2 separate regions of the Homo sapiens genome follow, and region 2 is linked to region 1. A link is an interaction called in ENCODE POLR2A ChIA-PET data of the cell type or tissue named here. Cell type or tissue: PC-9. All regions are shown on one strand.

Evidence for each region. ChIA-PET counts read pairs that join two places held together with the same protein. Peaks named below come from ENCODE experiments on the same cell type or tissue, not always from the same donor. Only the 100,000 strongest peaks of a DNase experiment are listed, where the experiment ranks them.
Region 2: POLR2A ChIA-PET joins it to region 1 with 6 read pairs; 6 of 35 experiments call an interaction of 5 or more read pairs at or near these places.

What each region holds. Positions count from the first base shown.
Region 1 is chr10:69,466,710-69,471,709 of GRCh38, reverse strand. All of the region lies in intron 1 of TSPAN15 (tetraspanin 15), which reads right to left. Among named protein-coding and RNA genes, the nearest start is that of TSPAN15, 18 kb to the right of the region's middle. In PC-9, no CTCF peak of the experiment used is centred here; DNase peaks (open chromatin) are centred at 1,549 and 2,819; H3K27ac peaks cover 2,785 bases.
Region 2 is chr10:69,396,625-69,401,624 of GRCh38, reverse strand. It overlaps HK1 (hexokinase 1), which reads right to left. Exons shown (of 18, transcript NM_000188.3): 17 at 2,797-3,030; 18 at 1-634. The coding sequence ends at 490. Among named protein-coding and RNA genes, the nearest start is that of TACR2, 18 kb to the left of the region's middle. In PC-9, no CTCF peak of the experiment used is centred here; no DNase peak of the experiment used is centred here.

The sequences.
Region 1 (5,000 bases):
TGAGGTGGGAGGATGGCCTGAGCTCAGATCAAGACTGCAGTGAGCCGAGATTGCAATACTGCACTCCAGCCTGGGTACCAGAGTCGAAAGAGAAGGGGAGGGGAGGGGAGGGAAGAGGGGAGGGAGAGAAGGTGGGGAGAAGGGGAGAGTGAGAGAGAAAGAAAGAAAGAAAGATTGATTTATATGTTAAATAGCATTTTTCATTTAAAAAATTCCCCCAAAAGACACAAAAACTGAGTGGGCAGAGTGGCGTGGGCTCTGCATGTTTGTAAATGTTAACGTCTGGCTGCCAAGAAAGCAGCTGGATTCTCAGATCTGCTCCTCATTGGCTCCACTGCCACATCGAGTGTTCAGGTGCCTCTGGAATACTCCATCACATGCTCCCAAGAGAGTGGCAGTGGGAGTCTTACTATTACTATGAAAGTGGTTCTAGATACAAGAGCCCCTGAAAGGGGAACCCAGAGGTCCCTAGACCCACTTTGGGAGCTACTATTTTAAGAACTGGGTGTGCAACGAGAGCAATGAAAGAAAACCACAAAAATCCCAGCTTTGGTGGAGCTCACATTCTACTTGCGCAGAGGCAAATAAGTAAGAAAAACATATACTGTGCTATGGTTATAAGTGCTACTAAGAAAAATAAAACGGGGAGGAAGGCTAGGGAAGCTGGGGAAAGGGGCCGTCAGTGTGGCCAGGGAGGGTGACATGTGAGCAAAGACTTGGAGTAGAGGAGGGACCAAGCCACACGGATACATGAATAAGCATCCAAGCAGGCACCATGGCCTTGGGATGTGCCTGTGTTTTCAAGAAACAGCAAGGGGGACGGGGCTGCTGGAGAGGGAGCATGTAGGAGATGAGGCAGTGGGCTGATCAGGAGGGGACTCTGAGGCCACTGAGAAGACTTGACTTTTGCTCTGAGTGGATGGGAGGCACTGAAAGTTTGCAGAGAAGTGCTCTGTTCCAACTGTGATCTTTTTTTATTTTAAATAATTGAGATGGGGTCTTGCTATGTTGCCCAGGCTGGTCTCGGACTCCTGGGCTTGAGCAATCCTCCTGCCTTAGCCTCCCAAGTAGCACTTGCCACCATGCCTGGCTGTGATCTTTAAAAGAGTTGCTTGGACTGCTATGCCAAGAGACTGGGAGATGCAGGTGGGAGGGGCTGGTCAGGGAGCTACTGTGGTGACCAATGTGAGGTGACAGTGGCCTGGACCACAGTGGGCATGTGAAGGTGTCTAGAAGCAGGCAGTGTATTTTGAGGCTGGAATAGGGAAATAATTGAAATAATTTAAGCAGGGGAGTCTCACATTCAGATTAACTTTTAAAAGTTCTTTCACCAGGGTGTTTCACATCAGCCTATGTGTTCATCATCATGGGGAAAGGTGCCTTTGCAATGGAGAGGACTGGTCAAGTTCAGCCTGGCCAACCATGGTGTGGCCAGATAGCACACACCCCCTAATGTGATATTCCATACCTCCCGCTGCACACCCTGTGAAATGCTCCTGCAGGAAATGTGTGGCCTGAACCTAATCATGAGGAAGCTGTGAAGCTATGAAGCAACTCAGACATCCTACAGATCAAGTGGCCTGGAGGCTTCAAAGGACTCAAAAGAAGTAAGGATAGTCTAGCCTGGGGGAGATTAAAGAGACATAGAGCCAGAAGTAATGTACAAACCTTGGGTGGATCCTGAATTGGGTAAAATATCACCACAAAGAACATTTGGGGAATGAGGTGCTTTCCAATACCATCAGACAGTTCTTTGATTCTCTTGAGAGACCAGCTGGGTGTCGTACAATTTAATTCAACTCTGACACATTTACCTGGAGTTAGCATCAGATCCCACAGGTTAATGTGCTCAAGCCCACGAGATTAGGCTGGGCATGGTGGCTTATGCTTGTAATCCTAGCACTCTGGGAGGCCAAAGTGGACAGATTGCTTGAGCCCAGGAGTTTGAGACCAGCCTAGGCAACATGGCAAAATCTCATCTCTACAAAAAAATGCAAAAATTAGCTGGACGTGGTGGTGTCCACCTGTTGTCCCAGCTATTTAAAAAAATATTATTATTAAAAGTAATGGCAAAAACTGCAATTACTTTTGCACCAACCTAATACGTGGGAGGCTAAGGTGGGAGGATTTCTTGAGCCTGGGAGGTGGAGGTTTGCTTGAGCCTGGGAGGTAGAGGTTGCAGTGAGCCAAGATCAAGCCACTGCACTCCGGCCAACCTGGGTGACAGAGTAAGACTCTGTCTCAAAAGAGCCTACAAGATTGCCTGACCTTCAGATGCCAATCACAAGTCCAGGACTCAAAGTCTGGCTATAAGTCAGGGGTTCCCACAACCCCTTCTCCAAGTTTGATAATTTGCGCGAATGGCTCACAGAACTCAGGGTTACTTATATTAACCAGTGTATTACAAAGAATACAACTCAGGAACAGCCAGAGGGAGGAGATGCACTGGGCAAGGTGGGGAGGGAGCTCCCAGGCCCTCTCTGAGCCCACGCTCACCCCTTAACACCTCAGTGAGTTCCCAAACCCAGAAGCTCATCAAATCTCATTGTTCAAGAGTTTTTCTCTTCTACTGGTTGAGAGCTGGAAAAAAAAAAAAAGTTTTACATAGAGCTCAATCTCCAAGCCCCAACCCCCACCCCCACCCTCACCCTTTCTGTCCAGCCCTCTAATTATTTGGTGTTTCTGGTGATTCGCCCCATCCTAAGGCCGTCTAGGGCCTTACCCTAAGTCATCGCATCAGCGTAAACTCAGGTGTGACTAAACGGGCTCATTATTAATAACAAAAAGCATTCCTATCAGGAAATTCCAAGGGTTTTAAGAGCTCTGTGCCAGGAACTGGGGACAAAGAACAAACATATTTCTTACAACACAGGAATGTCATAAGAAATGTGGCCTGTATATAGGACTGAAAAGTTTGATTTCATGGTGATTTTTTTTTTTTAATCAGATGGACAGCAGTGGTGTGAGGAAGAATGCCCTTTCTGGGAAGGCGAATGCTGGGGTATTTAGAGGAGTGGGGTCACAACGACTGCAGCCTCCTTGTAGCTGGGTTGGCAAAAAAAGAAGTGGTGTATTTAGAGAGAGCTCTTAAGACAAGATGTTCACAACTGATAACTCAGAAGCAGGCAGATGTTCTTTGAATTCCTCCTTCCATTTTTCTGTGCGTTTAACTTTTTCAAAAAAAAAAAAAAGTCCATTTCCTCTATCGCAGCTTGATACAGAAAGTATTGATTAGGGGATACTCCAGCCACCTGATAATGCTCCCCATCTGGTATGAGAGAAGGGAGCTCTCTCGGCCCTACCCCAGCCTACCCCAAGCATCAGAACCAAGGAACAAAGAGCCACTGCCCTACACATCAGTGCACTGACTTGCCAAGAGCCATGACCCGGCCACACCAGGGCACACCGGGTCTCCCCAGGCAGGCTGTGGGCAGCCAGCTGGGGGTCTTTCAGTTCTTTAGAGCATCTTTCCCCAGTGCCTGACACAGGGCCCAGTGTGTGCACCTGGTGATTAAGGGTGGGGACTCAGGGAGTCTTGGGTCTGGCTTCCAGACACCGATCAGCTCTCCTAATGAGAACGTGGGGGAGGGGGGCGGGGGCTGGAGTCTCATGGGTGGGGACAGTTTTCCAGGCAAGCCTTTCCTAATTGGCTTTCTGAATTTCCCTTAAACAACAAAAGGAACCAGCTGGCCCCGGTAGGTCTTGGATCAGGTACAACGTAGGCAAGTAACACACGACAGTCCCCATCAGGACCCCAGATGCTATAACATTCAGGGCCTCAGAGGTCACCCCTCAAGTTTCAGATGCACTGGGACATTTTTTATGAAAAAGAAACCCAACGCAATGTATAAACTGTGATGCTGGGTCCTGATTTTTTTAAAGACACTATGAGAGATGTTTTAGGGACAATTAGATATGTTTTTGCATAAACTTAGTATTTTCTTAGGCATGATAATGGTGTTGTGGCTATAACTATATCCAAGAACATTCTTTCACCTTTTCTACAGCAACCAAGTTCTGTTTTCCAAGAAGAGGTGTGTGTGTGTGTGTGTGTGTGTGTGTGTGTGTGTGTTGTTTTGTTTTGTTTTGTTTAGAGGAGACAAGGTCTCACCCTATTGCCCAGGCTGGACTACAGTGGTGTGATCATAGCTCACTGCAGCCTCAACCTCTTGGGCTCAAGCGATCCTCCTGCCTCAGCCTCCCAAGTAGCTGGGACTGCAGGCACATGCCACCACACCTGGCTAAAGGAAGAGGTTTGTTTACTACAGGTTTGCGTCTTCCTTTGCCTAAAGCTTCAGACCAGATTCAGTGCCATCAGGAAAGTCTCAGTGGCCCCAGGCAAGGGTCAGCTCACCAGAGGCCTGGGTCTGGTGGCCTGTTCTGGCCTGGAATTAATGCCCAAACCAGATGTTTCACTAACTGCTACTTGGAGCTAAATACAGGCTGTAATGGGAACCTACCTATTACACATCCAAGTGCACCTATTAGGAAACAGGGTGCCGAGGGCTTTAGAACATGCCCCTCACTGCATGGGGAAGAGGCCTGGGGGAAGGGAGAAGGAGGGTCTCTTGTCACCTTAAATCCTTTTCTCCTCTGCTTTAAGAAAATCAGGACAAGAGAAGATGCATGCGACAAGCCAACATGACCATGAAACCCTGTGCAGAAAGTGGCAGCCGGGAAAGGAGGTAAAGGTCAGGAACGGGCTCCCAGAGGGCTGGCGCTGATGCGACCCAGCAAAGAGCCCAGGCCAGCTGCAGGCGCTGGGCCACTTACGAGCTGCACAATGCTGGCCAGACCATCTCCCTCAGAGCGCCAACTGCCTCTCCACTGTGACATGGGAATATAATGGTCACGCGAAGGAGACCCTGAGGTGGTGAAACTCCTTTGTAAACTGTAAGATGCTGTACCATAATGAGAAGCCACTTCCTTCTCTAACAGTCAGCAGTACACAGACTGTGTTAAGTGTCTGCACCTGACCAAGAGGTGCCACACTGCCTACA
Region 2 (5,000 bases), 70 kb after region 1:
AGGGGAGGAAGCAGCTAATGCTATGCCCACACTCGCCTTCAGGCAGTGCCCCCGGGAGGGAGGCCCGGCAGTGTCTGCTGGTGATAATACATTTCACACAGGGAGGGGGAACCCCAAGGATGGGCTTTGGAGGCCCAGAAGGCCTGTCAGGTGGTGTGATTTTCCATCTCCAGCCAATAAATAACTCTGTTGGATGAATGCATACATTAGAAATGGATGCCACTACACTTCACACGTGGGGGACCAGGTCAAAATCAAACCATGCAAAGTGGCAGGGCAAGTGAGGAGGGATCCGGGTGAGAGATATTATCAACAGCACACGCTCTATTCTGTACCCTACAATATATACCATTAGTTGGATTTTGCTTTCCTCCCCGCGCCGGCAGGCCCTGGCGCCAGCGTCTCCCAGCGCAACTCGCTGGGAGGGTAGGGGGTCGCCGCTTGAAGAGAGAAGTGCTGGAGAGGCAGTAGGCTGGGGATCCCGGACTCTTAGCTGCTTGCCTCTGTGCGTAACCGCACGCCCACGGCCGTGATGAGGGCGGCCCCCTTGCCGCTGCCATCCTCAGACAGGAGGAAGGACACGTTACATTTTGGTGACAGTTCCTTCACCGTCTGGTGCATGATTCTGGAGAAGCTAAAAAGGACGAGAAAACAGAAGGTAGTTGGAGGAAGATGAGAGACGCTGGGCCTACCCGAAAACACCAAAGCACAGACAGCCCCCTGACTGGTGATGATTCGACTTAGGATTCTTCGACTTTGTGATGGGTTTATCAGGACATAAGCATCGGAAGTCAAAGAGACTCTGAACCCAACAACAAGGAGGGTGAACATGGTTGGGAGGCAGGCTGCTTAGAAGCAGCTGTGGCCAGTTGAGAATGGCTGGGAGGAAAGTGGGCCCACGGTCAATCCCATTGTCACAGTTTTCAGCAGGGAGGCCCAACTGCGAATCCAAACACAACTGCTCTGTATGGCTTATGAAGGCTAGGACATGAATAACACACACACCCACATCGGAGCTTGAGGCTCCAGGGGGACCTCAAAACCAAGGAGGATGTTAGGGGCTGACATGGATCATTAAGGCAGGTGCAAGCCAGCCAAGCACTGGATCGGTTCAGGAGGCTATGCAGGAATGAATATCACCCATCTCCAGCTGCAACCCTGAGACCCCCAGCGCCCCACCATCAACAGCCTGGCCCCCAAAGACAGGAATGCCTTCCAGTGAAGATAGTATCTGAACAAAGGCTGAATCTACATGCTTGTAAGTTGGGCTCAAAATGAAGGGCAGGGCCAGGCTGAAGATGCTTGTGGTGAGGGGCTCTCAAAAGTAGTCACTGTCCTTGGTTGGGGACCTATTAGGTGGGCGGAGTGCGGTGGCTCATGCCAGCACTTTGGGAGGCCAAGGTGGGAGGATCACTTGAGCCAAGGAGTTTGAGGACCTACTAGGTGCCCCATATTTTACAGCTCTAATTTCTAGTCCTGCCAGTGGCTGCCACCTCATGAGGAAGATGAGATTTTGCAGGGATTAAGCAATTGCACACAGATTCTAAGTGACGGTGCCAGGGTTAAATCCAAGAGTATGTGGCTCCAAAGCCTAGCTCTAAACCACTCCTGTGTGCTGCCTCAGCTGATGGCAAGGACAGCTATTAAGGGGGAGAGACAGAGGTGAGGATGGAGCAAGACAGATGGTTCCACCCCAAGCCACGGCCATGAGGTAAGCAGGTAATGTCTACACTGAGTCGGGTGAGGTTGCTTATAAGTAGGGTGACACTATGGCCTCATTTATCTGGGATGGTCCTAGTTTGCCTACAGTCCCAGAGTAATAATTATTAGCACTCTTGACTGGCAAGAGTACCCTAGTGTAGACAATAAATAAATAATATGGTCACCCTATTCATAAGGTGAGACATGCGGTGGATCACAATCACACAGCAAGTGCAATCACATGTCCTTCTCTGGCATGGGGGGTCAGATGCCTGACCAGAGGGAGGCCACTCCCTACCCCTCCCTGCCATGAAGCCCAGGGCCCAAACCGCTCCCGCCCTTCCAAGTCTTAGCAAACTGATTCAGCAGATGAACAAGAGAGTGGCTATCCTCCTTTCCTATTTTATTTTTTGAAATAGGGTCTCACTCTGTTGCCCAGGCTGGAGTACAGTGGCGTGATCTGGGCTCACTGCAACCTCCACCTCCCAGGCTCAAGCAATCCTCTTCCCTCAGCCTCCCGAGTAGCTGGGACTACAGGCATTCACCACCATCCCTGGCTAATTTTCAAAATTTTTTTGTACAGACAAGGTCTCACTATGTTGCCTAGGCTGGTCTCAAACTCCTGGACTGAAGCAGTCCTCCCACCTAGGCCTCCCAAAGTGCTGGATTACAGGTGTGAACCACTGCACCCAGCTCCTCCCCTTTCTTAATATCCTCTCCCCACTTACCCAACAGAGCCTCTGGCCTGGCTACAGCTCACCAGGCTTATGAGTGAGCCCACGCCCACCCTCACCTCCTCTCCCACTGCCTAGCCCCCACCTAAGGGGGACCAGGAGGAGTGGGGTGAGGGTCACATCATGCCACTGGTGTGAGCTGGCCAAGTGAAGCCACTTCTCTGTCTCCCTAAGGATCCCAGTCAAACCCTACAAACTGTTCATTACCTTGTCCTAGACAATCCCCAGCTCCTGAACGCACAGCCTTCAGCCTGGCTGGGCTCCCGCAGGGCATTTCCCCAGCGTAAACCACACCCTGATACCCCCTAACCCAAAGGGATCCCAGCAAGCTCTGCGCATCCCAACTGGAAGGCCCACTCACTGTGGATGAAGCTTGTAGAGTGTCCCGTCCACTCCCACAGTCACATTCAGACGGTCCAGTCCTCTGTTCTCGCGGATCTTATCCACAACCGCAGCCATGCCTGCGCCACACAGCTGTGCGGCCCTCCTGGACACCACCCCGCACACTGTCTTGACGAGGATACTGTCATCGCAGGTGCTATTCAGACCTAGCTGCTGGAGGATAGCCCGGACCTGGAGCAGTGCTAATCGGTCACTGTGGGGGACAAGAGCCAGAGGGCTGGATGAAGCAGGACCCACAAGAGCAGCCTGGAGACCACGTCCAAAGGACGCCCCCCGCCCCCAATCACTGTACTCATCCACAGACAGAGTCAAGGGCAAGTGTTACATGTTAAACTGTGGAGAATTTGGCAAATCTAGCAAAATAAAAATTGGAAAATCTAAACCATTCACTATCTCAACATCTAGGAAAATGCTATTAACATTTTAATATATTTCCTTCCAGTTTATTTTTCCTAGCTGGTATGCTTCTCATGATATGCAAAATGGGATTATCCTTGATATGTGATTTTCTTTCTCTTTCCTGTTTCATGCATTGAGCAATTTCCCACAGCCTTATCTGAGAACAGGATTGGAAACAGCTGCTGCAGTATTCCCTCTAGGGATGCACCATGATTTCTTTAGCCAGCTTGGAGAAATTCAAGTTAATTGCAATTTTCTGCTATTATAAAGAAACATTTTGATAAGGTTTGTTTATAAATCTTTGTGTGCAATTCTGATGTTTTTCCTTAGGATAAATTTCTGGGTCAACGAGCTTTTGCTACACATTGCCAGATGCCTTACAGAAAATTGTATCCATTTACTCTTCAGCAGAGTATTTGGCCACACTTATCCTCACTGGAAAAGAGCATTTTTTTACAACTTTTGACAGTTTTATAAGAAGGCATCACAAGACTGTAGTTCAATTTATATTATTCTCTATTAGTGAGGATGATCTCTTTTTTTTCCATTTGTTTTTTGGCCATATAAACTACTTCTTACGTCTCAAGACTTTTCTCCTGATATATTTGTCTTATTTATATTAAATTGAAAGAGACGATAACTGGGATGGTACAATGAAGACCAGCCAGGCTTCTTGGAGGACTTACCATGTAACATATATTTTACATACATTACCTTACTTACTCCTCAAACAACCAATGAATGTATGATTATTCCCATTTTAAAGATAAGGCAACTGAGGCTGGGAGAAATTGAGTATTGCAAAGCACACAGCCGGTGGAGAAGAGCAGGTGTAGACCAGACCTGCCAAAGCCCACCATGCCCTGCTAGGCGTCTTGTCATACACAGTACAAATGTCTTCCTCAGTTTACCGTTGCCTTTTAAGTTTGATTACTTTTTTTTTTTACTTACAGACACTATGTAGCTATATTTGGCCATTTTTCTTTATGATTTCTTTCTTTGCTATTATGCTTGAAAAGACTTTCCATACCACTTCATACCCATTAGGATGGCTATTCTCAACTCAGAAAATAACAAGTGTTGGCGAGGATGTGGAGAAACTAGAACTTTCACGGGCTGCTGGTGGGAATGTAAAATGTTACAGCCACTGTGGAAAACAACATGGTGGTTCCACAAACAACTGAACAGGGAATTACCATATGATCCCGCAAGTCCACTTGGGGTGCGTACACACACACACACAAACTGAAAGGAGATACTGGTCACCCGTGTTCACAGCAGCATTTGTCACAATATCCAAAAGGTGGAAGCAAGCCAAGTGTCCATGGATGGATGAATGAATAAACAAAATGCAGTGTGTGCATGCAATGGAATATCACTCAGCCTTAAAAATAAGGAAATTATGGCCGGGCGTGGTGGCTCATGCCTGTAATCCCAGCACTCTGGGAGGCCAAGGTGGGCAGATTACCTGAGGTCGGGAGTTTGAGACCACCCTGATCAACATGGGGAAACCCCATCTCTACTAAAAATACAAAATTAGCCGGGCGTGCATGGTGACGCACGCCTGTAATCCCAGCTACTCAGGAGGCTGAGGCAGGAGAATCGCTTGAACCCAGGAGGCAGAGGTTATGGCGAGCCAAGTTTGCACCATTGCACCCCAGCCTGGCCAACAAGAGTGAAACTCCGTCTCAAAAAATAAAAATAAAAAAATAAGGAAATTCTAACACATGCCACAATACGGATGAACCTTAAGACATTATGCTA